Regions from separate parts of the Homo sapiens genome. Here regions 2 and 3 are each linked to region 1. The links are chromatin contacts, found by Hi-C in ENCODE. All regions are on one chromosome and are shown on one strand. Each heading gives the region's core, a stretch centred on a gene start or an enhancer-like site at or near the end of the contact. The rest is flanking DNA. Distances are from core to core; before and after follow the strand shown. Region 1 holds the start of FLJ30679 (a long non-coding RNA gene). Region 2 holds the start of ZCCHC14 (zinc finger CCHC-type containing 14). Region 3 overlaps ZCCHC14 (zinc finger CCHC-type containing 14).

The links. Hi-C counts contacts between places; a loop is a spot of excess contacts on that map. Pooled maps may share reads with other maps.
Region 2: a map of CD8-positive, alpha-beta T cell shows a loop between it and region 1 (7-fold over the local background). The contact joins the promoter of ZCCHC14 here to the promoter of FLJ30679 in region 1. A Hi-C loop is called at or near these places in 1 of 168 maps with a recorded cell type or tissue (CD8-positive, alpha-beta T cell), 1 of 37 single-sample maps with no recorded cell type and 8 of 50 pooled maps.
Region 3: a pooled map shows a loop between it and region 1 (4-fold over the local background). The contact joins the enhancer-like site here to the promoter of FLJ30679 in region 1. A Hi-C loop is called at or near these places in 5 of 50 pooled maps.

Annotation. Positions count from the first base shown.
Region 1 is chr16:86,552,902-86,557,187 of GRCh38, reverse strand. FLJ30679 (a long non-coding RNA gene) reads right to left here and starts at 1,868. Exons shown (of 1, transcript NR_026674.1): 1 at 1-1,868. MTHFSD (methenyltetrahydrofolate synthetase domain containing) reads left to right here and starts at 1,953. Exons shown (of 8, transcript NM_001159377.2): 1 at 1,953-2,019; 2 at 2,437-2,543. The coding sequence starts at 2,004. RefSeq lists enhancers at 1,671-1,960, 2,001-2,050, 3,019-3,681, 3,682-4,286 and a silencer at 1,883-2,096.
Region 2 is chr16:87,491,023-87,495,308 of GRCh38, reverse strand. ZCCHC14 (zinc finger CCHC-type containing 14) reads left to right here and starts at 2,285. Exons shown (of 13, transcript NM_015144.3): 1 at 2,285-3,640. The coding sequence starts at 3,071. ZCCHC14-DT (ZCCHC14 divergent transcript) reads right to left here and starts at 1,122. Exons shown (of 4, transcript NR_110943.1): 1 at 1,074-1,122. RefSeq lists a silencer at 2,167-2,346.
Region 3 is chr16:87,458,098-87,462,383 of GRCh38, reverse strand. It overlaps ZCCHC14 (zinc finger CCHC-type containing 14), which reads left to right. Exons shown (of 13, transcript NM_015144.3): 2 at 2,253-2,376. Among named protein-coding and RNA genes, the nearest start is that of ZCCHC14, 33 kb to the left of the region's middle. RefSeq lists an enhancer at 4,012-4,286. Within about 2 kb of position 1,250, at least 23 of the 41 ENCODE cell types and tissues checked have a DNase peak (open chromatin) inside an H3K27ac peak, as active enhancers do.

The DNA of each region.
Region 1 (4,286 bases), core at 619-3,118:
CCCATCACCTAGGTATTAAACCCCACATGCATTAGCTATTCATTCTGAAAGCATCTTCCTTTCATAAAAGAGCCAGTTGATTTTTTCTAAGGGGTCTCTTATTACTACTATTTATTATTTTTATTTATTATTATGTTTTTCAAAGAGGAGTTCTGGCTGTGTCGCCCAAGTGGAGTACAGTGGTGCCATTATAGTTCACTGCAGCCTCAAACTCCTGGGCTCAAGTGATCCTCTGCCTCACCCCCTCAAGGAGCTGGGGGTAAATGCTCTGAGGCACTTCTAACTTGAAAACATGGAACTGAAGAGAATGCCCTTCCTAGCACCACCTGCTTTCTAAAATTGCCACTGGCAGATTGTCCCTGGCGTCTCGTTACCATCTGGGGGCCGTGCCAGGCTGACCATCGGAGAGACTTGGGCTCTGTTTTGAGCACAGCTGGGTAACAGAATCCTGCACACACTTCCACTACTGGCACCAAGTCTACTTGCATAAAACACTCTGCAGATCTACTGTGCTTCCATGAAAGGCGGAAAGGACATCCAACCTCTGTGAGAGATTTTATTTTATCACCTCCAAAATGATGTTTGCACTGCTTTTGCCAGCCTGGTGAAAGACAGGCCCGCCCACAAGCAGAACTGAGGCTCCTCGGTGTCTCTATGTATTAATGTTGCGGACACCACATAGGAAGAGAGAGTTGTGATGGGACCCACAGGAGTTGCAATTAAGCACGTTGTCAGGGCTACACGCTCTGCCCTTTCTCTGCTGGGAGACTCAGGCCAAGCTTCTTTAACATGTCTGAGCCTCTGTTGCCTCCTGCGTAGGAGGCGGGTCACATTTGCCTCTGAGGGTTTGCTGTGAAACATAGTTAGCTATGACTTTTAAGGCGCTAAGCTCAATGCCTGGCATATCGTAGCACTGTTAATTACCATTATTAATTATGTCCTAAGGAGGTCAAACGGCACATTATGAGTTACCAGCAGACATGAGTAAGTCGCTTGTACACGGAACACCATTTTCTGTATCTGTTAAGTAGGCGGGCATTCAAACTCTTTTGTCTGTTTCCCAAGTGTGTTGTGAGGATCTCATAAAGTTTTGGGCATGCAATTTCGAAAGGTGGCAGCCACGTTTTGAGTGCTTGTGATGTACCAGGCACGTGGCTACGGGGATGCCTTCATTCGCTCAGGGAGTGGTTCCTAGTGGCTGGTCCCTGACATCTGTGTGTGTGCTGGGTGGGGGTGTGGGATGTCTTCTTCCTAATAAGTGAATGAACTGCCAGGCTGAACGCCCTCGTTTTCTTCCCGCGGGGCTGGGGCCAGAGAGGGAATGGACGTGACGGTCTGTGCAGCCTGGTCTCCTCGAGCCGCTTCTCGACCCTTAGGTTAGCAAACATGAAAGACATAGACAAGCAGACGCAGGCTGCCACGTTCGTTCTTTCTCAGGGTATGCAGAGGTCAGGGTAAGAATCCACGGGTGTTTCTCAAAGGATGGCCTCTGGCCGTCCGCAGCGCAGTCGCCGGGGCTGGGCTGGCCTCGAATTTCCATCTGCCTGCCGCTTTAAAGAGCTGCCGGCTGAATCCGCTGCACACCCACGTGTGAGCACCTGAGAGTCTGCAGGATCTCAGAGGAGGGAACCGCGTCCTACATGAGGAGCAATCAAGGCCGGCTTTCCGGAGGAGGCGGCCTCTAGGACTGGAAGAGGAGGCGGGATGTGTTTCAACCGGCAATGGGTCCCGAGAGACCAGGGACTTGTTCACTTCAGTAACTCCAGGGCTTGGCAAAACGCCTGTCACGGGCGGCGCTCGACAATGACTAGCTGAAAGCAAGAGCGAAGGGCCTGGGAGCATCCCTGACTGTCCCCGGCGCGGATTTTACCCGCCCGAGCATGCGCGCCTGGGCCTCGCCCGCTCAGCCTCCGCCCCTCCTACCATCGCGCAGGCGCGGAGCGGGTGACGTCACTACGCGCCAGAACCTGCGCCGGGAAGCGTCGCACAGCGACTGCATCACCATGGAGCCGAGGGCAGGTGGGGGGCCTGGCGGGGCTCCGGGGCGGCTGGGAATGGGGAGGGACAGCCGGGACCGGTGAGGGTCGAGGCGGGGCCACCGGGGCTGGCAGAGGATGGGGCAGAATCACCGGAAGCGGCCGAGGAGGTCAGAGGGGGTCTGTGCTGGGTTCGGGTCGAACCAGCGGCTCTCTCGCCCGGAATCCCGAGAAAGATGTCAGGAAAAATAAAGATAACGAGAAGACGAGGCGGGAGGGACACCTGCCGTGCACGTGGGGGAGCCCGTGGGCCCCTTGAGGTCGGGGAAACTGAGGCTCAGGAACAGGATCGGAAGCCGGTTTGACCTACACGCGGGGGTCGCTTAACTACTGTTAAGCGGTTTCAGCATGGGCTCTGGAATTCCTTTGTATGTTATTAAGTGGGAATCTTTTGTTGCAGTAGGTGTCTCCAAACAGGACATACGTGAACAAATTTGGGGCTACATGGAATCACAAAATTTAGCTGACTTTCCCCGACCTGTTCATCACAGGATACCCAACTTTAAGGTACTGACATATTTCTGGAGTCCAGAAAAGGAAAACAAAATATTCTTAAATGAATAACACTAGTAATAAAATTCTCTTACTGCGTCATGGTGGATGAGAATGTGGCGAGCAGTGAGCAGTGGTGTGAAATCAAAGCCATTTGGCCAGGGCGTCCTTAGCATTTAGAGACGTCATTTACTCTTCACCTGGGGCCTCTTGCGTCTCTGTGCAGGGTGGTTTGGTTGTCTCTAGGTGAGGTTGTGTCCAGAATTGGTGGGTTCTTGGTCTCACTGACTTCAAGAATGAAGCCTCGCAGTGAGTGTTACAGTTTTTAAAGGCAGCGTGTCTGGAGTTTGTTCCTTCTGATGTTTGGATGTGTTCAGAGTTTCTTCCTTCTGGTGGGTTCACGGTCTTTGCTGGCTTCAGGAGTGAAGCTGCAGACCTTAGCAGAGAGTGTTGCAGCTCACAAAGGCAGGGTGGACTCAAAGAATGAGCAGCAGCAAGATTTATTGCAAAGAACAAACCTTCCACAATGTGGAAGGGGATTGGAGAGGGTTGTTGCTGCTGGTTCAGGCAGCCTGCTTTTAATCTCTTATCTGGCCCCACCCACATCCTGCTGATTGGTCCATTTTACAGAGAGCCGATTGGTCCGTTTTGACAGGATGCTGATTGGTGCGTTTACAATCCCTGAGCTAGACACAAAAGTTCTCCACCTCCCCACTAGATTAGCTACATACAGAGTGCCCATTGGTGCATTCACAAACTCTGAGCTAGACACAGGGTGCTGATTGGTGTGTTTACAATCCCTTAGCTAGACATAAAGATTCTCCAAGTCCCCACCAGCCTCAGGAGCCCAGCTGACTTCACCCAGCAGATCCCGCACTGGGGCTGCAGGTGGAGCTGCCTGCCAGTCCCGTGCAGTGCACCCGCACTCCTCAGCCGTTGGGCAGTGGATGGCACCAGGCACCGTGGAGCAGGAGCGTCGCTCCTCGGGGAGGCTCTAGCTGCACAGGAGCCCGCCGGTGGGGGTGGGGAGGCTCAGGCATGGCAGGCTGCAGGTCTTGGGGAGGCAGCTAAGGCCCGGCGAGAAATAGAGCACAGCAGCTGGTGGCCCAGGTGCTAAGCCCCTCACTGCCCAGGGCCAGCCGCTGTGAGTGCGGGGCTCCCCACGCCTACATGGAACTCGCGCTGGCCCACAAGCACCATGCACAGCAGCAGTTCCCGCCCGCGCCTCTCCCTCCACACCGCCCAGCAAGCTGAGGGAGCCGGCCTGGGCCAGTCCAGAAAGGGGCTCCCACAGTGCAGCTGCGGGATGAAGGGCTCCTCAAGCACGGCCAGAGTAGGCGCCAAGGCCGAGGAGGCGCCGAGAGGGACCGAGGGCTGCCAGCACGCTGTCACCTTTCAAGGTGGTGCTAGTTGCTGTTTTCTGTTTGATACAAAGTAAAATATTTATCCTGGCCGGAAGCATGTTATTGTCGTAATGGCTTTTCACAAAATTGACCCTGCTAAGAGCGTTAGGGAATGAAGGGGTACTGAACTGGAAGTTCAGGCTCTAGGCCTTTGGAAAGAAATGAATGCCTTGCCAGCCTAAGGATGCTGGGCCTCAGTTTCCCAGCTGATCAAAATGTAAGACAATCAAAGATGGCTGTTCCTAACAGTGTTGACAGAAAAAAAAAAGGTTACTCGGAAGAGGCAATGCAGCAGTTCATCATCTTTGACATGCCTATTTTCCAAGAGCAAAAGAAAGCGCTTTTCAAAAATGCT
Region 2 (4,286 bases), core at 1,036-3,535, 940 kb before region 1:
GGGAAGTGGGGAGGACCTTGATCCAAGGACTTCCACAGCTCAGGCCTCCCTTGTTCCAGCCAGCAAGGGCTTTCCATGAGCACCTTTGACTTCCACTGCTAGCCAGGATGACGGGTTCCTGGCTGTCTTCTACAGATGAGGAAACTGAGGCTCAGAGGCCTCTGAATGCATAGCCAAGTTCACACAGTCAGCCACAGCTGGGACTGGAGCTCACTTGGTACCAAAGCCTGGGGGTTTCACAGCCAGCTCGGCTGGATTGAAGAAGCCCCACCCCCACCCCCAGCACTAATGAGGTTCCAAGATCTTTCTCCAAGGAGCTTGCTTTATCAATAAGAAATGAATCTTTTGTTTTGTTTTGTTTTTGAGACAGAGTCTTACGCTGTCACCCAGGCTGGAGTGCAGTGGCGGGATCCCCATTCACCGCAACCTCCCTTTCCCGGGCTCGGGCAATCCTTCCACTGCAGTCTCCCAAGTACCTGGGACTACAGGCACATGCCACCACATCTGGCTAATTTTTGTAGTTTTTGTAGAGATGGGATTTCGCCATGTTGCCCAGGCTGGTCTCGAACTCCTGGGCTCAAGGGATCTACCCTCGGCCTCCCAAAGTACTGGGATTACAGATGTGAGCCTCTGAGCCCAGCCAAACTGTCTTGATGTTCACGTTCTTTCACTACCTTAGATTATGAATTTTGGAATGTGGCCAGTTCCCTGGAATCACATTAAGAAGTGAGGTCCAGGACAACGACGATTAATTTAATTATTAATAGAAATCAGCCTAGACCTGGGAAATAAGATGAGGAGACCCAACTGTCCCCAGCCTTGCCCTTGTGCCCATGTGGGAGGCCATCCTGACTCCATTTAGATTTTTGCTTCTTCCTACACTGACAAAGAACACTGGGGCAGCTCCAGGGAAATGTGCCCAAGGTGTGGAGGGGGCTGGGGGAGTGGAGAGCAATTTTTTTTGTTCCCAACCATGCCTTTCTGCAATCTCTGTTCATCCTCGAAGACCTAAGACTGGAGAATGTGGGGTTTGTTTGTTTTGGAGCGACTGGGGCGGGGAGGGGGGGTCTCACCATGTTGCCCAGGTTGGTCTTAAACTCTTGGCCTCAAGCGATCCTCCTGCCTCGGTCTACCCAGTAGCTGGAACCACAGGCGTGCCAGATTCGGCTGAAGAGTTTTGTTAGGAAGTTTTCAGCACCTTGGACCATATCCTGAAAAAGTTCATTCATTGATTTAACCAATCTCTAGTGTGCACTGCCCAGAACCAGAGTGTAAGCTCCACAGGGTAGGGAGGGCGCCAGCTTTGCTCTCAGCTGCCCCCGGGCGCTTGGGACCTGGAACCCATGAATGAACAGACCCCGTTCTAGATCAACAGACATTCAAAGCAGCGCTCTAGGGGAAGGGCAGGGGAGGAATGAGCGTCCAGCCCCCGCGGCTCTACTTCTATGCCTGTGTGTAAGTGGTGGGATTTAAAGGTGGTTGGGTGCACCGGCCCTTCCCCCACCTGCAATCCGGTGCCAATGCAAGTGCCAGGGGAGGGTGGCGTTTCTGTTTACTTCCAGCCAGGTCAGCTCCCTTGCCCCCTCCCCTGTGTTTGCATTTTCTGCGTTTGGCGAGCTGGTGAAGTAGCCGCGGAAAGAAGGCGGATTTAAAGGCTCCATTTGGACGAGGCTTTTGGAGAAAGCTTGCACCTCCCATCACACCCCCAGGGCAAGTCAGCCGCCTCAAAAGTGCCGGTGCCGGCCCTCTGTGAGCTCAACACCTTCGCACAAACCTCGGGGGCGGTTATTATTACCCTCTTTTTCCCGGGGAGGCGCCTGGGGCTCAGAGAGGCCAAGTGACTCGCCCAAGGTCACACAGCTTTGCAGTGGCCGACCCGGGATTGGAACCCGGGGCTCCGGACCCCGCGGCGGCCGTTTCTCGAAGATACCCACTACCTCCCTCTTACACCGCTCAAAAATAAAGCAGGAAGGCCGAACGCCCCGTTTTCGCCGAAAAACAATGCTCCACGCAAATTTGCGGGAACAAAAGCAACCAGAAATCCAGCCCGGGTTTTCCGCCTCTCCGATTCCGCGGACCAATCGCGTCTTGACGGCCGCCGAGGGACGGGAGGCGGTGGCCCCAACATGATCGACAGCCCCCAGGGAGGCGTGGCCGCGGAACGGGCGAATGGGATTGGGGACCCGGCACAATCACGGGCCGAGAACGGGCCGCCTGAGCCAATCAGTGGGGGGGGGACGGGCCCGGCAGGCCCGGGCTGTCGCGAGAGGCGGCCACCCCGCCCACTTCTGCTGATCCCGGCCGCCCGTCAGCCGCGAGCGCGACGATCCCTCCGCTCCTCGGCCGGCGCCTCCTCCGCCGTCGCCGTCGCCGTCGCCGTCGCCGTCGCCGCCGCCGCCGCGCTCGGGCCCGGATCCGTCCGCCGCGCGGGAGCAGCAAGGCCGGCAAGTCCCGGCCGGATCCCTCCGCGCCTCCCGCCGCGCGTCCCTCCCCCTCCAGCGTCCGTTTCGCGGCCGCGGCCCCCAGCGCTCCCCAGGCGGCGACGCCGCGCCCGCGGCCCGGGGTAACGGCCGGCCTGGGCGGAGGCGCGGGCGGCGGCGACGGCATGGCCGGGGCGGCTCCGTCGGGGGGCGGCCCGCAGTGACAGACCCTGCGGCGCGGGGGGAGATGGGGGCGGCCGCCTCCCGGGCGACGACGACGACGACGACGAGGAGCAGCCGCCGCCGCCGCCGCGCACCGGCCGCCGCTGGGCACGGGCGCGGGGAAGGCGCCTCCCCGTGAGCGGGGGGCCCGAGGCCGCTCGCCGCCCCCGGCCGCCCCGGCCGCCCCGGGCCCCCCCGGCGCCCCGCGCGCGCCCGCCCGCCGGCCCCTGACGGGAGCCTTGCCCGGCCCCGGTCCCCGCCCCCGCCCCGGCGCCCGCCCGGCCCGCGGCGCCCGCGCGCCCTCGCCCGGACCCGGCCCCGGCCCGCGCGTCCCCGGTCCCGGCGCGCCCCGGCCGCGGCCCCCGGCGCCCCCCGGCCGCCCCCGCGCGGTCCCCGGCCCCGGGTCGCGGCGCGGCGCGGGCGGCAGCATGGTGGAGAAGCGCTGCCCGCTGCAGAGGGACGGCGTGTACCGCTGGTTCTCGGAGCTGCCGTCGCCGCAGCGCGTGGAGTTCCTGTGCGGCCTGCTGGACCTGTGCATCCCGCTCGAGCTTCGCTTCCTCGGCTCGTGCCTGGAGGACCTGGCCCGCAAGGACTACCACTCGCTGCGCGACTCGGAGATCAAGGCCAACAACCCGGCCGACCTGGGCAGCCTCACCAACCTGACGGACGAGGTGGTGCGCAGCAAGCTGCTGGTGTCGCTGGCGCTGCTGGGCTCGGAGCAGCGCGAGGCGGCGGGCGTGCTCTACCGCACGCTCACGCACATCGACTCCATCATCCACAACTACGGGCTGCAGCTTAACGAGGGCCGCACGGGCGATGAGTTCCTGCTGCTGTTCACCATGGCCTCCAACCACCCGGCCTTCAGCTTCCACCAGAAGCAGGTGCTGCGCCAGGAGCTCACGCAGATCCAGAGCAGCCTGAACGGCGGCGGGGGCCACGGCGGCAAGGGCGCGCCCGGGCCGGGCGGCGCGCTGCCCACTTGCCCAGCCTGCCACAAGGTGCGTGCCCGCCCCGAGCTCTGCCCTGTACCCCAAGTCTGCATCCCCAACTCTGCACTCCAAGCCTCCAGCCTGCACCGCGACCCCCCGACCCACGCCTCCAGCCTGCACTGAGAGCTCCCACCCAGGTCTCCAACCTGCACCACGAGCCCCCAGCCCGTATCCCAAGCCCCATCCTAAGCCTCTATGTCGCACCCCAAATGTGTGCCCCACCTCTCCAAGCCTCCACCGTACATCCCAAGCCTCCGCCGTACATCCCAAGCCTCCGCCGTACATCCCAAGCCCCCATCCTAAGCCCGCACTCCTCACCCTAAGTCTGCACTTTAAGCCCCAAGACCGCACCGCGGCCCTGAGCCCACACCCTCAGTCCCCTCTGCGTGCCCCAAAGCCTCCACACCTCCGCCTCGCGCCCCTTGGGCAGGAGCGGCTGCAGGGGCCCTGGGTCCGAGGATCCGCGGGAGCGGTGCGGGAGACGTCCGCGGTCAGAGCTCACAGTCCCAGGTGCCCTCCTTTCACTTAGCCGGCTGCAAACGCGATAAGGCCTTTGTCCCCTTAATGGGGCCCTTGGGTGACAGATAACACACATTGCGGCGCCTTGGTTTCCCCAAATCTGGTATTTATTACCAGAAAAGGAAGGAGCCGTGGC
Region 3 (4,286 bases), core at 1-2,500, 910 kb before region 1:
TAAAAATCTCCTTGTGTAAGATTTGTATCGTACTTGTATCGGTTCTATTATCTTGTTTAGTGGGAAAGGAGTTCATTTCTGGGTTCTCTAACCATAGAATAATGAAAGAGACTTTGTTAAATCGGAAGGAAATCACCCAATTTAAATTACAAATATAAGAAATTCAAAAAATTTTATTTTCTTGATAACATGTTATTAAGTTATCCAAAGAATTGACTTTCTGGAGGAGTTGCTGCATGGCTAGGACTTTTTTTTTTTTTTTTACTTTTTTAGAAATTTAAATAGAGACAGGGTCTCGCTGTTACCCAGGCCAGTAACAAACTCATAGTTTCAAGCAGTCCTCCTGCCTCAGCCTCCCAAAGTGCTGGGATTATAGCCATGAGCTGCTGCGCCCGGCCTTATTTTCTCGAGTTACATAAACTTCCCAATTATGTAGCCCTGTGACAAGTTGCTTTTCTTGGAAGGCATCTGTTGAGCCGCGTGGGATCTGTTAGTCCCTCTCCCTGCATGAACAGCCCAGGAGGGCTTCTTGCTGGGGGGCAGGGGCATTGACAGAGCTGGGATCAGAGGATCTCGCTATGGACTTGGGTGTGGCCCCTGTGGCTTGCTGTCTGTGGAATACAGCAGGTGCTGGTCCTGCCGGAGTGGCAGCAGTCTCCACCCTTTCCTCCCAACTCCAGCTTCCGCCTCCACTTTCATCCTGTCTGAGGTCGAGGCCACGCCTACCTGGCCAGCCCTCTGCAGAGCGAGTGCTGGGATCTGTGCTTGTGAGTGAACTTAGGGGATGTTTTGGTCAACTGCCACCTACCGTCCAGGTATGAGATGAAAGAACAAGTGGAGGCTGGAGAGGTCAGGCCATTTTCCAGGCTGCTTGTGCCATGTACTTTCCCATACTGTGAATGCAGCATTGCTTATCAGCTCTTTTGATGAACTTTAAAATCTTACGCCTCTCATATCCTCCGAAATTTTGAAATACATTGAGACTGTAAAGAAGTTACAGCATTGGCCATTTTTATTCTTCTAAATCCTATAAGTTATAAATGTGTTTTGGCTGTGAAATTTTAAAATACTGATGGGGAGGGAATGAAGGTTATTGCTACCCCCCTCCTCTCGCCCCTCTGGGCCCCTTCCGGCTTATTCCACATTCACACCATCACTGAACCCAGGAAGCAGGAGGGGTGGGACGAGCCTGGCTAGCCCGTGGCTTGTTTCTGCGCTTGTTGTGTGTTGGGAGCACTGGTGGTCAGGAGGGCCTCCCCCACCCACAGCTTGGGGGCGGCCGTCACCTGCAGGTACACTGTCTGTGCTTAGCAGGTCTCTGTCGATGGGGACTGAGGGTGTGCCCCGCTTTCCCTGTCACAGACACTCCTGCAGTGGGCACACCCCATCAGGTCATTTTCTCACGTGTGAGTACTTGGTATGGTGAATTCCTAGAAATGGAATTGGGATGTAATTTTAGGATATGCTTTTTCAAACTGTACCCCAAATAGACCGAGTTGTATTCTGTTCTTTGCTGTTGTTTTTAAAGCATTTTATGATTTAAGATTTATAGAAGGAGAATGTTAAGTCCTGCTGTGTAATTCGTTTTATAGGGAGCTATTTGATTTGAAGAAATATGAAAATAAAAGTTTGCCTCAAATAAAAATATATAATTCATGCCACCTTGGCTAACATAGTTCCTTTTTTTTTTCTTGGAGATAGAGCCTTACTCTGTTGCCCAGGCTGGAGTGTAGTGTCACCATCTTGGCTCACTGCAGCCCCTGCCTCCTGGGTTCAAGTGATCCTCCCACGTCAGCCTCCCGAGTAGCTGGGACTATAGGCACTTGCCATCACGCCTGGCTAATTTTTGTATTTTTAATAGAGATGGGGTTTCACCATGTTGGCCAGGCTGGTCTTGAACTCCTGGGCTCAAGAGATCCACCTGCGTCAGCCTCCTAAAGTGCTGGGATAACAGGCGTGAGCCACCGTGCCCGGCCTCTTTGGCTACCATAGTTTCTGTGCACCCGATGAACCCCAGCCACAAGACGTAAGCGCCCGTGTTTGACTCAAGTTATCTGAGCTCTTTTGCACTTTCAGTGGAGAGTAGTAGGTGAAATTTTCATCTTTCTTGGGGAAGGCTTATTATTATAATAATACATGTTTTGTAGAAAAATGGAAACCAAGGTAATTATGAAAGACTTAATTAACAAATAAAATTGTCCCCTATTAACTCCGTGGGAGAAAATAAGATGATTCTGTTTCTGTTCCCTCAGATCACTCCAAGAACTGAGGCCCCTGTCAGCAGTGTCAGTAATAGTTTGGAGAATGCCCTGCACACATCAGCACATTCCACGGAGGAGTCGCTGCCCAAGAGGCCCTTAGGAAAACACAGCAAAGGTGAGTGCACGCACGGGTTTCAGGAGGACGTCTGACGGACGGAGGATGGGCACACCCCAGATCCCCGTGAGGGCATTGTTAAATGCTTTCAGATCTTTCATAAATGCCAATCTTATGTGTATTTTTCTAAATTCTATAAGCAATACATGAATATGCTTTGGCTGTAAAAATCTCAATTATTGATGTTTTTTAAGGAGAAGTCCAGACGTGGTTTCTCACACCTGTAATCCCAGCACTTTGGGAGACTGAGGTGGGCGGATCACCTGAGGTTGGGAGTTTGAGACCAGCCTGACCAACATGAAGAAACCCCATCTCTACTAAAAATACAAAATTAGCTGGGCGTGGTGGCGGGCATCTGTAATCCCAGCTACTCGGGAGGCTGAGGCAGGAGAATCGCTTGAACCCAGGAGGCGGAGGTCGTGGTAAGCCAAGATCACGCCATTGCACTCCAGCCTGGGCAACAAGAGCAAAACTCCGTCTGAAAAAAAAAAAAAAATTAGCCAGGCCTGGTGGTGCACGCTTGTAATCCCAGCTACTTGAGAGGCTGAGGCAGGAGAATTGCTTGAACCCAGGAGGTGGAGGTTGCAGTGAGCCGAGATCGTGCCACTGCCCTCCAGTCTGGGTGACAGAGTGAGATTACATCTCAAAAAAAAAAAAAGGGTGGGAGGAATAAGTTTTACACCCTCCTCCCCACCCCACATGGAAATCATCCTTAACCACTAGAGCGGTGTTGTCCTGAAGCGCTCTCTGTGGTGACGGAGTGTTTTCCACCTGCACTGAGTTGGTTGTCAGCAGCCACACGTGCCTTCCGCGCACTTGAAACATGGCTAATGTGACTGGCTACCTGAGTCTTTATTTTTCTTTAACGTACACGTGGACAGCTCAGCGTGGGTAGTGAGGCGCGGCCTGAGCCCCTGTGGCTCTGCACGCCAGCCTCTGCCGTGTTATGATCAGCTGCAAAGTTGGTAACCATGCCATAGTAGTGGAGGCTTTGGGGAGGGGAGAGTAAGGTGGTTTGTAGGACTAGATGGACCAGATAATGCATACCCGGTAAAATAAATGCTTGTGTGGTTTGCAGAATCGTCAGTAGTGGGGAGACAGAGACCAGGGTGGCGCTTTCCAGTGGGGTCACTGGTCCTGAGCCCCCATGGCATAGAGGTACCGAGGCCGGCTGTGTCCGCATCTGCTGGCCTCTATTCTCCCTGTGTTATTTACAAAGATGTTTGTCTCCTAGCAGGTGCGCCACGTGAGGCCCAGAGCCGCACTCGCTCACCCTGTGCGCTCTCCCCCAACCGCCCCGCACCGTCCCCGTCCCTGGCACGGCGCTTCGTGCCTTCCACAGGCTTCATAACTGCTTTGTTTCTAAAGTCCCGTTCTGACAACGCCATCGAGAGCCACCTGTCTCTGATTTAGATCCTAACTCAGGAAGGACCCATTTCCCCAGCAGCTGCAGCCTCTGTTGATGTAATGAGCACGGTATGGTATGGAGACAGTAACTCCTTACTGCAGCCCTGCGAGGGCTCCTGTCCCCACTTGACCCTCGTAGCAACCCCCTGAGGTCGCAACAGTCTTTGTCTTATCCACTGCTCTTGGGAGGGTCTGTGGCTCTTGGTTGAGCGTCTTCACCGCACCCTCATCCTGGTGATGCCGCGATGCTCCAACCCCAGAGCGGACACTTGGCGTCGGAATTGCAGGGAGTCCCTCCGCTGTAGAAAGGGCTCCTCCTCTTCCTTCCCCCATGCCATCCCAGGAGAAAGGCCTGCCGTGGAGTGCCGCTTCCTTTGTCCCCAGACAGTCCAGCCTAGGAACCTGTGCCCTGCACACCCTGTGAATCTTAAGGGATGGACCCTTCAGTGCTTTTTCTTCAGGATGTAATTATTGACATCCCCATTCTTTTTTTTTTTTTTCTG